2 separate regions of the Homo sapiens genome follow, and region 2 is linked to region 1. Evidence: read pairs that join two places in POLR2A ChIA-PET (ENCODE). Cell type or tissue: A673. All regions are shown on one strand. Each heading gives the region's core, and the rest is flanking DNA. Links, peaks and the distances in the headings are about the cores only.

Region 1 (8,330 bases), core at 283-8,282:
TCCAGAAAACAGAAGTAAGCCCAGCACGCCCCTCCCCGTTTCCTAGGCAGGAGTGCCAGTTCTGCACTCTGGGTGCAGACAGCAAACCCTCCCTGGGACTCTCCTGGGGATGGCAGTGATCTTGGTAGCCCCCGGTTGCCTGTGGTGGGGGTGGGGGGTGTTGTGGAGTTTCTGTCTTGAAAGGCAAATTTGGGCTGACATTTAGGCTTTGCCTTCACAATTCAAAGACAGGTGGTGAGAAGGGAAAGCAGAGGTGTGATGCTGGCTCAGTGTGAGGCACTGTTAGTATCTCATTGAATGTGTCCAGCAACCCTGATACCCAGGCACTATGAACCCATTCAATAGATGAGAAAACAGAGGCACAAGAGTCTGTGGTCTATGGCAAGAGTCCTCCTGAATGGTGTTTGCTTCTCGCATGTGAGGAACGTGGAGAAAATTAATGGCATAATGATTACCACCATGAAGCTTCCAAACACCTACTAGGGGCAGGCTCTTTACACACATTACCTTGGTTAGTCCTCCCAGCCACATGGGGTTTACATCACAGTCTCCATCTGACAGATGGAGAATATAATGGGGGTGAATAGTCGCTCATCCAAGGTCATTCAACTACTGGAAGAGAAGGGAGGACTTTAGCCTCTGAAAGAGTCTCCTCCAAGAGGAAGCTGCCCCTTTGTAGGGAAGACTAGGCAGGCTTGTGAAAGTACAATGAAAGGAAACAAACATTTTTGTTGCCTTTTTCCCTGGCAGGAAAAGCCCCCTGGGATTGCCCCCTCTCCACATGTGCAAAGATATCAAAGGCGGGACAGAATTGCTCTGAAATCCCAAGCCAGGGGCTGGGTCTCCCCTAGGGAGGGAGCCGGGATGAAAGGGAGAGAGAGGGAGGAAGATGGAGCAGGAAGAGGAGGAAATGAAGGCGCATCAAAGCCACCCGCCTCCTGGATCCACCGGGGTCTGCTGTGCCCTAGTGGGGTGGGGGCCTAGGTGGGGTTGCCACCTTCAAAGAGGAACCCTTGAGGCGCTCAGCCTACTGCTACTGAATGCAAGGCCCTAAGATGGGGCATTCAGGGCCTCCCAATGAGGGCTTTTAAAAAATCAGCGCTTGTGGCTAGGTGCGGTGGCTCACACCTGTAATCTCAGCACTTTGGGAGGCCAAGGGGGGCGGATCATCTGAGGTCAGGAGATTGAGACCAGCCTGGCTAACATGGTGAGACCCTGTCTCTACTAAAAATACAAAAATTAGCAGGGCATGGTGGCACACGCCTGTAGTCCCAACTACTCAGGAGGCTGAGGCGGGAGAATCGCTTGAACCAGGAAGGCGGAGGTTGCAGTGAGTTGAGATCACACCACTGCACTCCAGCCTGGGCGACAGAGCAAGACTGCACCTCAAAAAGAAAAATAAATCAGCGATTGTGATAATGTCGTATAATTAACAATCTTGCCAAGTGGGCCAGTGCTTCACTGACTTGATGCCATTCACTTTATTTATTTATTTATTTATTTATTTTGAGATGGAGTCTTGCTCTGTCACCCAGGCTGGAGTGCAGTGGTGTGATGATCTCAGCTCACTGCAACCCCCGCCTCCCAGGTTCAAGCGATTCTCCTGCCTCAGCCTCCCGAGTAGCTGGGACTACAGGCCTGCACCACCACACCTGGCTAATTTTTGTATTTTTAGTAGCGACGAGGTTTCACCATATTGGCCAGGCTGGTCTCAAACTCCTGACCTCAAGTGATCCACGCATCTTGGCCTTCCAAAGTGTTGAGATTACAGGCGAGAGACACCGTGCCCGGACCTCGTTCACTCTTTCCCTCCAACCTGTGACGGGGGGCATCGTGGTCCCGTAGCTCTGGGAGAATGGGGCAAGTCGTTCAGCATGGTGGGATCCCCACTGCACATCAGGGTCTGTGTGACTCCAGGGCAAGGGCTCTTTGGCCCCACCACACGAGACTTGGAATCGAAGTTGTCCTGTTAGGATGCATATTCATTTCCTAAGGTGGTCCTAACAAAGTACCACAAATTGTATGGCTGAAAACAGCAGTAATGTGTTTTCCCACAATCTGAGGGCTGGAAGTCTGAAACCAAGAGACTGGCAAGGCCGTCTCCCTCTGAAACCCTGGGTAGAGGCTTGCCCTGCTTCTCTGGGCTTTGGTGGTGGCCAGCAATTCCTTGGGGTTCCCTGGGTTGTAGCTGCTCACTCCAGTGTCTGACTCAGTCTCTCATGGTGTTCCCTTGTGCATCCCACATGGCGATCCCTCTGTGTGTCTGTTTCCACATTTCTGTCTTCTTGAAGGACAGCAGTCATATTGGATGAAGCGTCCACCTACTCCAATAGGACCTTATCTGAATTTGATTACTTCGGCAAAGACTCCATTTCCAAATAAGGTCACTGTTCCCAGGGGTTAGGACTCTCATATATCTTTTGTGGCAGGGGAGGGTTGGGGGGGCCACAATTTAACCCACAACAGGACAGATGCATCTCCCCTTCTACTCACAGGCAGCTCTGTGGTGCCACTGGCCCCCCGCTCTGAAAACCACTGGCTCCAAGTGAAATAATGGAAATGAAAACTCCCAGGTGCCCCAGTTCCTTTAGATGTTGTGGCCCATTCACGTCCTTTTGCAATGCCCTCATCCAATTTTGTACACTAGCCGGACGGGCATCATTATCCCCACTGTACAGATTAGGAAACCGAAGTTTAGAAATGTGGCATGGTAAAGCTTAAAGCTGAAACAATATCTGTTTGACTTCAAAACCAACCACCATCCCCCCATTCCACGAGGGGTTGGGGTGGGCAGGCAAGGGTTAAGGCTGAGGAGGAGGTGGGCCCTCCAGGCCCTGCTGGCTCCCGGAGCGCTGAGTGTGATGCTGGTGTCCGGGTTCTGTCGGTTGCCGGGGTGCTGATTAAGATGTCACAGAAGATTATGCTGTCAGGTGCAAGAATCACGCTCCAGGAGGGGTGGCTGCTGGGCCGGGAGGGAGGTTACCCTAGCAACGGAGACGGAACATCCACGCAGTGCAGCGTCCCAGCCTGGTGAGAAGGGCTTGGGGTTCAGCATCACCTGTCCTGGATAAAAAATTTGGCTCTTTGGCCCTGCAGCTGGGTAACTGTGGGTAAAACAGTTCACCTTCTGAGCTTCTTGGCCTCATCTCTGAGATGTGGGAGTCATTCCATCCCCCTGTGGATCAAATGGCAGAGCCAGAGAAAATCCCACGTATCTGCAAGCATCTGCCTCATGGCAGTTCCCTGGGAACCCCAGGCAGGCATTAGCTCAAGAGCTGAGGCCCGGGCATGGGCAGGCTTGCCCAAAGGTGGCAAAGCAATGGTGCCAAGTCACCTTGCTGCCGGGACTGAGGTGCTGGGAATGCGGGGTCACCTGGTGATGGGGGGGCCTTGTCTGCAGCCTTCTTTTTACTAATTAGTGGGGGGATCAGCAGATCCTCCTCCGAGTCTCCTAAACTTTCTGCACTAAATAGTGTTGACCACAGCACATAGTCACTGTCTATTCAGTTGTTGTATTTCCTATTCAGCCGTGAAACCTGTCTCTTTAGATGCCCAAAGCTCAGCATACAGCCCAAATGCATGTTGAAGTAAAGGAAAAGATGAATGAAGGTGTTTGCTCACATTCCCCCTCTATTCCTTGGAGTAAATTTCTTCTGTCATTGAGGAAGAAATATTCTTTCTCTCTTGCAAAGCTACTCTTTCCCCATGTCCTTAATTCTGATCTTATTTTCCCAAGTCCTGGCTTTCATTCACCCACCCACCATCCACCCGTCTCTCCACCCACCCATCCAGGCAGCAGACAGTGGCTGAGTGTCTCTGAGCCACATCCTGTGCTAGGCCAACAGGGCCAAGTCACACTGGGATCTTGGTCCAAACTAGTTCTCACTCAGCCTTGTAGAGGTGTGGGGGCATGAACCCAAATCCGTGTGATGCACAGTAGAACTCACAGGCTGTCTCGGAGAACGGGACATGGCAGAAGAAGGAGAAATTATGTTCCATTCAGAAATCAGGGGAAGCCAGAGCAGACAGCGACCTCTCTTTGAAGGAGGAGGATTTGGGCACAAGAAGTGAGCGAAGAAGCAACTGGGAAACACCCTTGTCTTCCACAGCCCTCACCACATCCTGATGTCTCCTCTCCTTTGCAGAGCCCTCACATGGGTTCAGAGAGGTTAACTAACTTCCTCCAAGTCACCCAGCTCATAAGTGGTAGCGCTGATTGGAGAAGCTCGAATGTTGATCTTCACAAAGGCCTTCCTGGACCACTTCTGTGTATCTCACTTGGCCTATTTTCGGTCGCTCCCTGTCCTGTGTCTTTTGTGCCTCTCCACTGCTGGAAGGCCGGCTCCACGATGGCGGGGGGTGGGGGTGGCCTTGCCTTGCCTCTGCTCTGTGCCTCGCCCCTGGAAACTAGTGGGTGCTCAAAGACATCTTTCTGAGATGCTGTGGATGCACCAGTCCCTGTTCTGACCCAAAGGACTGTTACCTGGTCCCCAACCTTCTTTCCATTCCTGGTAGCCGTCTCCTTGGAGGTCTGATCTGCCCTTACCACTCATCTACCTTTTAACTCTGGCCCCTTGGCTCCGCAGCTGGGCCCCTCAGCCAAACATGGTTCAGGCTCGGTGTCTCCTGGCCAGGGCTGGCATCCTTGCTGCACACTTCTGATCATCTCAGGAGCTGCATACCTCACAAGCAGATAATTGAAAAGATTACCCTGAGATGGAACTCTTGGAGGCTGATTTATTGTGCGTCATCCCTACTTCAGGGTTTTTATTAGAAATTGAAGAATGGCTTTCCAACTTGAGGCTGTGTTTAACCTCCACTAGTCCTGCAAACCAACAGTGGCTCCCAGGGTGGCTGCAAAGTCACTGCGCACCAGAGCTCTGCCCTGCAGCAGCACCCTTGAGTGGCTCTCACCCCAGAAACAGAGCCTCTCCTTCCTTTCTTTCTTTCTTTTTTTTTTTTTTTTTTTTTTGAGACTGAGTCTTTCTCCGTCACCCAGGCTAGAGTGCAGTGGCGCGATGTTAGATCACTGCAACCTCTGCCTCCTGGGTTAAGCAATTCTCATGCCTCAGCCTCCTGAGTAGGTGGGATTACAGGACAGGCGCCCACCACTACGCCTGGCTAATTTTTGTATTTTCAGTAGAGACAGGGTTTCACCATATTGGCCAGGCTGGTCTTGAACTTCTGAACTCAGATGCTCCACCCACCTCAGCCTACCCTCCTTTCATTTCTCCCTCCCTCCTTTCTGTGCCTGGGGGCCTTGAGAGAACTGGTTAAGACTGGGCACTCAAGCTAGACTATCCAGGTTAGTGGGACGGGGAGGAGGCTGGACCTAGAACGCAGTGTGCTGCAGTGGAGGCAAATATTATGTGGAATCCACTCTGCTCTGGGAAGCCCTCCTTAATTCTGCTCTTTCCTATCTGGAAGTAGTCCCTTTCCCAGGTGTGTCCAGAGCTCTTGGCTGGTGCCTATGTCTGCAGCACCCGCCCTGCTCGCCTGGCACTGGAGTGGCTGTGTTCACTGTCAGTCTGTTCCTTCTCCTTTAGGGCAGAGGCTCCGTGGTCTCTGAGCACAGAGGCCAGGAAGTGGGGGATGATACCCGGTACTAGGGAGGGTGTGGGGTGGGGAGTGGTTAGATGATGTATTGGACCTCATAGGCCAACAGGAAGATCAGCTGGGGATTGGTCCATAATCCAAGCGAGATGACCCCACACGTGAACGCAGCGTTTAGCAACCAGGTGGCTTTGGGCAAATCGCCTGACTTCTTCGAGCCTGCTATTCCCCATTTATTTCTACCATGAGATAATAGCACCCACCTTACTGGGCCAGCAGCATGGGCATCACCTGCCAACTTGAGAGGGACACAAATCACTGGGTCCACCCCTGACCTGCTGAATCCAGAACCCTAGGATGGAGCCAGCAGCCTGTGCTGAGGGAGCCCTCCTGGAGATTTCCATGCACACTCAAGGTTGCAATCCACTGCCCTGGAGCATTGCTGAGAGCAGTACAGGAGATAATGTGGGTGTAGCAGTTGGCAAAGCGAGGCACACGGGGACTCCGGGGTCCCTTCTTCTATGCTGAGATGATGAGGCCATGAGTATGCTTCTGACAGGGAAGACCTGGCCCGAAAGAAGTATGTGTTCTGCAGCCAAGGGGCTGGGGGCTGCAGCTCCAGATGCCCACAGAGCAGCAGAGTCCCCCACTCCCTCCCTGAGGTGCATCTGGGGTTCAAGGAAGGAAATGCAGCCCCAAGGGGAGGACCCTGGTGGGGACTCATGCAGTTGGTGATCCTCCACGTTGTATTTGGTTCATTCCTGTTCACTTAGATCTGCCTTCCCCTAGAGAGACGGACAGGGCATGCTGCTGCCCTCAGTAGGGCTAGGGCCAGGGAGATGTGTAGTTAACTGATACCAGACGCCTGGGGAGGAAGGGAGGGAACGACTGTTTCTGAGTCCCCACTGTGGACCAGCGACACAGGGAGAAGGTCATGTGACGACAGGCAGAGATTGGAGGGTCGCAGCTACGAGCCACAGGATGCCAAAGACTGCAGCAGCACCGAGGCCAGGAAAAAAGGCCCGGGCTGGATCCTCCCCTCAAGCCTTCAGAGAGATCAGGGCCCCATCAGCACCTTGGTCTTGGACTTCTGGCCTCCAGGACTATGAGAGTAAATTTGTGTTGTTTGAAGCCTGCCCATGTGTGATACTTTGTTATGTCATCCCTAGGAAATGAATTCAGATTTTGTTTTAGTCCCTGAGGAATGCTGTAAGGAGGGTATATGGGTCCCCATTAAACAGATGAGAAGGCTGAGGCTCAGACAGGTTAACTGCCTTCCCCCAGGTCACTCAGCATCAAGGGGGCACCAGGATCCCAAATGGACATGCCTGTGTCCCAACAGTGCATGCTCCTGGGGTGACGGTAGCTAACAACCTCCCCTGATCCTGAGACCCTCTTCCTCCTCATTTCCACCCCTCCCTGCTCTGCTGGGTATTTCTCAGGGCCCCCTCCCCACCCCCACACTTTAGTGTCTGCACGACTTGAAAAATCAGTGCGTAGACCTGAATAACTCCACTCGTCCGATGGCTTGGTCCCTCTCTGCTCAAACTGTAGTCCCCAAACCAGCATCATCAGCCTTACCTGGCAATTGGCCAGGAATGGCTAGAATCCTGGGGCCCCTCCCAGACCCCTGAAATGGAATGTGCATTTTAGTAAGACCCCCAAGCAACTGGATGCTTTCTGAAGTCTGAGAAGGCAGCTCAGCAGAACCTACAGAGCCCTTCGACAGCTATGGCTCCCTTGGCGTTGGACTGTCCTGTCCTGGCAGGGGCTCCAGAAGGACAAGGTGGGGCAGGGCCAGGGCCAGGGGAAAGGGCTCTGTCTTCTCAGAGTGGAGCTCTTGCTTGACTCTTGGCTCTAACACCGGTTGGCTGTGTGACGCTGGGTCAGTTTCTCAACCTCTCTGGGTCACACATCCAAAATGGCAGGTAACTGAACCAAGCTCCTTCAGAGTGTGGCTGTAAACGCTCAGTGGGTTCATTCAGGTTAGAGCTGAGTGCCCCCAAGAGGGGCTTTCACAGGGAAGGGGTTGAGCTGGAGAAGTTCCTGAGACTTGTGGGGAGGCATCCTCAAACCCGCCACCCACATCAGCCCTATTGCCATCCCCACTGCACAGACAGGCTCCTTCCGATTTCCAGCAAGGTGTCCTGAGGCCCAGGTGCAGGCTGCACAGCCAGGGGCGGGCGGGGAGTCCTCTCCTGGCTGAGACTGTGGCCACTGGCTCATGCCTCACCATCATCTTCGAGAGCTTTGCTCTCCAGCCCCTTTTGCCCTTTTGCCTTTTTTTCTGTCTGGTCTCGGCTCCCTTTTCCCCCATCTTTCCGTTCCCTTGTTTCTGCTCTCCACATTTTCCTCTCTCCCTTCCTGCCCCACCCTCTCTCAGGGACACACACAGCCGGGAGCTGGGGCGGGCACGTGGGAGCAAAGGCCTCTCCCTTGCTCACTTTCTCACAGGTGGACCCAGAGCCTCGATCTCCACTGCTTCCTGATATCTTTTCATCTGGGTCATGTCAACATATTTGCTAAAACCAACTGTGGGAGATGTGTGCAGGTGGACACAGCCTCCTACCCTGGCCCAGCCTCTCCGCCTTTCTCTCCTCTCTCTTCTCCCTCTGTCTCTCTGTCTCTCTCCCTCCCTCCCAGCTGTCCCTTTTCTTGTTTCTCTCTTTGTGCCTGTCTGTGTCCCTGTTTCTAAGTCTCTCCCTCCTTCCTCACCATGGAAACTGATTTTAATTCTGACCTCATCAAAATGCTTACAAATAGGAAGAAAAAACCAC
Region 2 (8,330 bases), core at 304-8,303, 280 kb after region 1:
GAGAGAGAACAAAAAGGGATGCTGGGGAAGTGAAGAAGGGGGAACAAAAAGGGCCTGGGGTTTATGTGGAAATGGAAATTACAGAAGGGGTCACTAGAGAATTCCTGAAAACAATTTGGTGCAAGCTGGGTTGGGACAATGCACATTTTGTGGTTTGGTAGCATTGCATTTTCTTGAGTAAAGACTTAGTGCAAGGCAGGGGTGGGGCCACCTTTAGAGACACAGCCTAGAGCAGGCGGAGCCAGCCTGAAATGTGGTCAAGTCTCAAGCATGGTGCCTAAGGGAGCGATCTGTGCCTCCTGAGAGCTCACTGTTCACAGGCCCAAGCCTTCAAACTCTAGAGCAAGGCACAGGGAGCGGGATTTTGCAAATTATTTTTCAAAGGAAGTCTCAGGGGCAAAGGAGAAGCCCATTGTCTTCTCCTTTGTATCATTTGTATCATTGTCTTCTCCATTGTATACATTTCTTTTGTGTCTTGTCCTCTCACAGTGTCCATCAGAAGGCCCCTGCTGAGTAGTTGGCAGGGTGGCTGCACATAATGGAAAGCACATAAGCTTGAAGCCAGACAGATGGGAGTTCTAACCCCAGCCCTGCCACTTATTCCCAGGTGACACTGAGTAAGTGACTTAACTTTCCTCAGCCTGAGTTTCCTAATCTCAATCACGTTACCCACCTGGCACCTTGTTGGAAGGTTTATATAAACCAAAATGTGTACATGCTAAGCACAGTATGTGGCCATAGGCAGTTCTCAGTAAGGGGGATGATAAATCTATCATGGGCTGGGTTTTGACACTGTTCACCCGCGCCTAGCAACTAGAGATTCCAAGAGATGAAAGATCAGGGAGGAAGGACCACACCTCTCTGCCAGAGGCCTGGAGGGGAAGCTCCTGGTGACAGAGGCTGGATTCCAAAGTGTCTCTTCTTTGACGTTGGTACCAGTCCCACTCGTGTTTTGCATGAGATTTGCCCCCAGACCCTGTGGACTGAGCTAAGCCCCGCAGGGGTGGCGCTTCTCCCTCCCTGCTCAGTGCCCAAACCTTCTGCTTCAAAGCCTCTATGGAGATAGCTTTCTCATTTGGCCCAGGCGGCCAATTCCAGTGGAGTATATGATATCGTCCACAGGCTGTTGGCTCAATGTGGAGAAACACAAAACCATCTTGAAATGCGACTTTACAGTTTTGATTTTGCTTGTTTATAAATGTATACTGTAAGCAAGCTGCCATCGCCTACAATCCGGTCTCTTCTCTGGCATCTAATTACCTTTAGAGCATGAATATCAACATCAAGAAGATGTTTTTTCCCCAGCCAAAGAGCAATTGGAAACATTTGATACCCTTTTCACCATTAAGGATGGATAGGAAGGGGAGGTTATAAAATATGGCCCTATTGGCCTGGCGCGGTGGCTCACACCGATAATCCCAGCACTTTGGGAGGCTGAGTGGGGTGGATCACCTGAGGTCGGGAGTTTGAGACCAGCCTGACCAACATGGAGAGACACTGTCTCTACTAAAAATACAAAATTAGATAGGTGTGGTGGTACATGCCTGTAATCCCAGCTACTCAGGAGGCTGGGGAAGGAGAATTGCTTGAACCCAGGAGGCAGAGGTTGCGGTGAGCTGAGATCACACCATTGCACTCCAGCCTGGGCAACAAGAGCAAAACTCCGTCTTAAAAAAAAAAAAAAGTACCTATTGCACTTTTCGATAGTCTTTATGCCTAGCTAGGAAATAAAGCTCCACCGTGTTATGTCCTGTCAAGTTACCATCCGTTCACTCAACAAATATTTATTGAGCGCCCTCTCTAGGGCAGGCAGCACTCTAGATACTTGGTCAGTGGACACAACAGGTGATGATCCTGTCATTGACACCTTGGTACAGGTGGTGCTTTCCGCCAGGTTCACCTTTCTCCTTGCTCTACCTGGTGAATTTCTATTGTCCTTCAAGACTCAGTTCAAACCCATCTCCCCTGGAAGGGTTTCCCTGTGTGCTTTCTCTGTGTTGTCATAACACTTTGTACATATCCCTTTTATTGCACTTTATTACCTTGTTCTCTACATTAATAGACTATTCTGGGGGGCAGTTGCAGGTTTACAGAAAAATTGAGTAGAAAGTATAGTTACCATATAACTTCCTCAACACCTCTTCTCGGACTTTCCCCTATATTAACATCTTGCATTAGTGTGGTACATTTGTTACAATTGATGACTAAATATGGATACATTATTATCAACCAAAATCTATAGATTACGTTAGGGTTCACTGTTTGTATTGTACATTCTATAGGTTTGATGAAGATATAATGACAGGTATCAACCATTACAGTATCATACAGAATAGTTTCATTGCCCTAAAAATATTGTGTTCGACCTATTTATCCCTCTCTCCCTCCCCTGAGCCCCTGGCAACCACTGATCTTTTTACTGTCTCCATAGTTGTGCCTTTTCCAGAATGTCCTATAGTTGAAATCTTGCAGTATGTAGCCTTTCCGATTGGCTTCTTTTACTAGCAATATGCATTTAAGGTTCCCCCACATCTTTTCTTTTTTTTTTTTTTTTTTTTTTTTTTTAAATTGGGATTTTCTTAGGAAAGTTTAATAAAGGGATTATTTGCAAAGATGTGGCAGGTTGTAGAGATGATGCTCTGCCCTGGAGCTAGTAATGGCAGGGCTGTTACCTGTCCTTAAGCCTGAAGGGAAGAGGGTAGGGAGTAGTTTTCCAGAACACAGAAGGAGAGTCTCCTAGAAAGCTTCTGGGGAGGAATAGTGACAGCCTAAGGCAATGCTGCAGGGCAAGCATTCAGAATAAATCCCCAGCCTCACTCTCAGCCCTCCCTCTCATCTTCTGTCTGGGCACCCTATTGGCTAAACCAAAAAAAAAAGCAAAGGACAAGGGAGCCTCTAGTGGTCCATGCAGGTCAGCCTCCTTGGGAGGGAGACCAAGGAGTAGCAGGTGGACAGTGGATCTGAAGGAAAAAATGACAATATCTAGTATAAATACATATCTCATTTAATTTGCACAAGAACACTCATTATTCACATTCTGCAGATGAGGAAATTGAGGTCTAGAGACTAAGTAACTAGTTCAAGGTCAGATAGTTAAGTTAAGGAGTCAAATTAGCATCTACCCCCACATCTTTTCTATAGCTCATTTGCTTTTAGTGCTGAATAATATTCCACTGCATGTATGTACCACAGTTTGTTTATCCATTCACCTATTGAAAGACATCCTGGTTGCTTTCATGTTTTGGCAGTTATGAACAAAGCTACTGGAAATGTCTGAGTGGAAGTTTTTGTGTGGATGTAAGTTTTCGGCTCCTTTGGATAAATACCAAGGAGCATGCTTGCTGGATCTTATGGTAAGAGTATACTTAGTTTTGCCAGAAACTTCCAAACTGTCTTCTGAAGTGGCTGTACCATTTTGCATTCCCACCAGCAACAAATAAGAGCTCCACTTACTACTTTTCATTTTATCTGTTAACTGCTCTGCTCCCACCACCATCTACCCTTCAGATTGTGAGCTACCTGAGCAGGATAGCCAGGTGTTATCATTGCATCTTCAGTGTTTGACACTGAAATGTTTATGGTATTAATAATTTGTCGAGTTTAAATTTTAAATTGCAGAATGATCTCTCAAGTAATAGCACATACCTCTGGATGCTACTTTGGTAGGGGGGAGGGCATTTAGAGGCATATGTTATGGCCAATGGAAGACCTAGCTTCTGTTCTGTGGATATGTTATTATCTACAGCATGTTAACATCGAGTTTAAATAATGTTCAGAACTAGAGTCCAACCATAGTCCTCGAATAACTTATCCTTTATATTTTCATTTTGTAACTTTTGTTATTTTGTTAATAAACTGTTAAAGAATTGACCATCATGACCATAACTACACTTATCAGCTGTCACCTAGATCTCATAAAAGACTTACACATCTCAGCCATAGCAATCTTTTTGCAATCCACTGGGGAAGACAGACAACGGAATAGGTAAGGGCAATGGAGAATCCAAAGCTGTAACAGAAGGATGCATTAAGGACCATGGGTGCCCAAAGAGGACTCCTAACCTAGTTTTGGCTTGAGAAGGTGCAATGGATTTGATTCCTGTTCAGCAAATACTTGCTTTCTCCTTCCCTCTCCTGGGAAGAATAATCTTCCTCGTCAGACCCAGCTGTGGGACTTGCTATGGCCAATGGAACATGAGTGGTCACGACGCAAACAGAAGCTTTCAATGTGCTCATGTGGTTTTGTCCTTTTTTGCTCTCCTAATCCACCATGAGGAGAGCATCCCCTAGGTACATGGTGTGCCCTAAGTTAGGGTTCTGGAATGAGAGACACAAAAGCAGACCTGAACCCACATCCTGGGCCAGAGTCCCCTCAGCTGACCTGCAGACCTGCGAGTAGGAAAAAATGTTCATTAATGTTTGGGGGTTATTTGTTACACAGCATAATCAGCAATAGCGACTAGTACAGAAATCCTCCTGGGGAAGGAGTAACAATAAGAAATGTTATCCAGATGGACAGGGAAAGGTTAAGAGAAAAGCTGGCTTAGTGCAGGGAGCTGTGAGTACAATGAATAATATTTATAACTGGCATGAGACCACTTGATAATTTGCTACAAATGAGAAGTAGATGGATGGAAGGCAGGCTAGAGCTGGTAACAATCACTGCGGTAATCACCGTTACGATCTAAACTGCTTACTCCTTCCTGGCAATGGCTCATTACTGGTGTGCCAATCATGATTATCCTGTTCCTAACTTTCCCAGCCTCTCTGCAGCTAGGGAGTAGCTAGTGACCCAGTTCTGGCCCTTGAGACCTAAACAAAAATTTTCTCATGGATTTCTGGGAAAGGCTTTTCTTTCCTGATGAAAGATGTCAGATGTGGTTAAGGCAGTCTTCCCCCTCTCTCCAGGCTTAAACAAGGATGCAATTGCCTGAGTTCTAACAGCCCTCTTGCATCTAGGAAGAAATGTCCAGAATTTCAGAGACATTGGCCCCATCATTTTTGAGCTCCTGAACTGAAACCTGCAACTACCTACTTCTAGACATCTTACTGTATGCGAAAAATAACTCCTTCTCTGTTTAAGCATAAGGAGGATTTTGTATTAGGTATCATGTTCTGCATTAGCTTGCTTTCCTAACTAAAATAATAGCTAACATTTACAAACACCACAAGCCTGGCACTGTGTTAAGCATGTTATAGCCATTATGCCATTTAACCTAAGTAATAATCCTATGGAAAAGTGGTATTATTGCCACATTAGAACTTTTCCCAGAGATCAGATCTGCTAAAGGCTCTGCTACTCCAATTCTACCTAACTCCTGGGGTGCAAACCCTAGTCCGGCTGTACCTACTCCAAAACAATAAGTAAAAGCTTTACTCCACCTGGATATAGGCTGAGCCAGAAATCACTTTGAGAAACAGAGATTTGAGCCAAGGTCCTCAATCCCTTCCAATGGCAAGGGAGAAAGTTGTGAGTTGGGGCTGAAGATCTTGAGCTTCTGGGGTCCCCACATTTCTGAGCTCCATGCTGTCAAGTGGGTTACTGGGATGAGCAGAAAGAATGTTGAGGATTCTCCAAATTATTATTATTATTATTATTATTATTATTTTTGTGAGACAGAGTCTCGCTCTGTCTCCCAGGCTGGAGTACAGTGGCACGATCTCGGCTCACTGCAAGCTTCGCCTCCGGGGTTCATGCCATTCTCCTGCCTCAGCCTCCCGAGTAGCTGGGACTACAGGCACCCACCACCACGCCCGGCTAATTTTTTGTATTTTTAGTACACCGTGTCAGCCAGGATGGTCTCAATCTCCTGACCTCATGATCCACCCGCCTCAACCTCCCAAAGTGTTGGGATTACAGGCGTGAGCCACCACGCCCGGCCCGAGGATTCTCCAAATATTTCTGGATCCCAGGGTTAGCCAGCCTCCCTCTCTAGAAGCTCTGATAGGGGAGAGGGTTGGGTGTGTATGGAAAGGCCTCTGTCAGAGTCAGCTTAATGATACTATTTAAACAAGCCTTGTCTCCACTTGCTTCTGCTATGACTGCTAGATTTCACCAATCAGTTTAAGAACCAAACACCTTGGGATAGTTAAGAAGAAGGTGAAGCAGTCATTAAAAAAAAAAGAAGAACAAAACCATGTCCTTTGTAACTACATGGATGGAGCTGGAGGTCATTATCCTAAACAAACTAACACAGAAACAGAAAACTGAATACCATATGTTCTCACTTGTAAGTGGGAGCTAAACAATGGGCACATAAAGATGGACATAAAGATGGAAACTATAGACAGTGGGGACTCCCAAAGGGGGGATCATTAGAGTGGGGGATAGAGTTGAAGAATACCTATTGGGTACAATGTTCACTATTTGGGTAATGGACACACTAGATGCCCAATCCCACCAGTACATAATTATACCTGTGTAGCAGATATGCACATGCACACCTTGAATCCAGAATAAAATACATTTTTTTTAAAAAAAGAAAAAAAAATTCAATCAGTATGTATGCATCATGAAATTTTTATTCCATTCTGATCAGTCACTAACAGAATGAACTTTTCTAAATGAGAAAGTTTGTCTTCTGAATTTTAAGCAGAGCACACTTGAATTTTGATGCTGATAATAAAATGTAGTATAGCAATATGCAATTCATCACTGTTTTGATTTTCTGACAGGTGGAAATTAGGCCAAAATAAATACTACTTTCTGCTTAAAAAAATGCAGGTGAGCACTATCAATAATTCACTCCTTAGTATGGATTCGTTTGCTTCTATTATCCCTGTAATGCTTGGGCAAAAAGTGCTCAAGAATGAAAGTTTTGTTAGGGAATGTTGAATAAATGTTGCAGAATAAATAAATGTGTGTATGAATGAGCTGTATTCATGGAAGATTGTTCAGAAACCTATAGGTGGCCTCCTCAGAGCTGTACCCAGGGGTGTGCGTACGAATACACGCACACACACACACACACACATTTTAAGAGGAGATGTGGAGCTTTCTAGGTCTTCTTGGTTAACAGGAGCAAGACTCAAAATGTTTGAGAAGTTAAAACAAGGGGACTAGTGTAACAAGATTACGTTTAACAAGGGCAGGTGTTGTACTCTGAACATTTGTTGAAAACTGCCGCACACATGGAGGCGATGAGGGAGGTGAGGCTTAACAGACTCACGTGTGAAAAAGACAGGGGTCCCCTAAGTGGACAGGCAGCTCCTGCACTGTCAGGGGTAGGACCTGGCTGCCAAGAACATTAATGAGCTCCCAAGCTGCTTTAATACAAGCACGGTTTTCAGAGGGAGAGACCCGATAGGACGTGAGTCAGACCACACCTGAAGTCTGGGACTCACTTCTGGAGAGAAACACCAGCAAAGTGGTGACCAAGCCAAAAGCCACTTGACAGAAGAAGGGACAAGGTGGAAAAGCAGGGCAGAAGAGGTGGCCGCAAAGGAGCGAGAATGCTGCGAACAGCTGGAGGGCAGGGTTTGTATCTGATTGGTCTCTGTATTCCCAGCGTCTGGGATGTCTTTGAAGCTTTGTAAAGAGTTGGAGAATGAGGCCAGGTGCGTTGGTGGCTCACGGCTGAAATCCCAGTGTTTTGGGAGGCAGAGGTGGGAGGATGGCTTGAAGCCAGGAATTTGAGACAAACTTGGTCAACATAGCAAGACGCCACCTCTGCAAAAAATTTTTAAAAATTAAAAAACTAGCTGGGAGTGGCGGCACACGCCTGTAGCCCTTAGCTCCTGGGAGGCCGAGGCAGGAGGATCACTTGAGCCCAGGAGTTCGAGGTTACAGTGAGCTATGATCACGCTACTGCATTCCAGTCTGGGTGACAGAGTGAGACCTTGTCTCTAAAAAAGTTGAAAAGAAAATGTGCTGAATGAACAAACTGGGGTGTCCCAAATATAAAGAGCTTTCCCATAAAGGAGACAGTTCCCAATCTGTGGGGGTATTTAAGTACACAACAGACAGATGTTTGCTGGGTTGCTCTAGGAGAGAGTCAGGTGTCCAGCAAAGATAGGGAGGGGAATAGATGTTAGAGACATCTAATGTTAGAGACAGGGGGCAGCCAAGTGTCCCAGGTGAAACCCCACCTCCAAGGCTAAAACAGCCTGAAGGCTGAGAAACTGGATTGCTGGTCCCTGATGAAGCCTGCCCTTTCCCAAACGATTTTCTCTAAATGAGGCCCACCTTCTTACTGGGGGAAAGGGGTAGAGCCAGGGGAAGTTCACGAAGTTTGCAGGGGAGAGGAACCTGGCCTCTGTGGTAACCTAGGATTCAATTTGTGAGGAGAGAGGTTGTTGGCAAGACCCCCTATCACTTCGCTGAGAGTTTT

The links. Peaks named below come from ENCODE experiments on the same cell type or tissue, not always from the same donor. Only the 100,000 strongest peaks of a DNase experiment are listed, where the experiment ranks them.
Region 2: POLR2A ChIA-PET joins it to region 1 with 11 read pairs; 4 of 35 experiments call an interaction of 5 or more read pairs at or near these places.

Annotation. Positions count from the first base shown.
Region 1 is chr4:4,838,718-4,847,047 of GRCh38, reverse strand. LINC01396 (long intergenic non-protein coding RNA 1396) reads right to left here and starts at 2,611. Exons shown (of 4, transcript NR_125765.1): 1 at 2,494-2,611; 2 at 508-609. In A673, for the core only: no CTCF peak of the experiment used is centred there; no DNase peak of the experiment used is centred there.
Region 2 is chr4:4,561,106-4,569,435 of GRCh38, reverse strand. The region is part of intron 2 of LOC124900165; the gene reads right to left. The region is part of intron 2 of STX18-AS1 (STX18 antisense RNA 1 (head to head)); the gene reads right to left. It overlaps LINC03091 (long intergenic non-protein coding RNA 3091), which reads left to right. Exons shown (of 5, transcript NR_199719.1): 3 at 490-617; 4 at 6,676-6,724. Among named protein-coding and RNA genes, the nearest start is that of LINC03091, 11 kb to the left of the region's middle. In A673, for the core only: no CTCF peak of the experiment used is centred there; no DNase peak of the experiment used is centred there.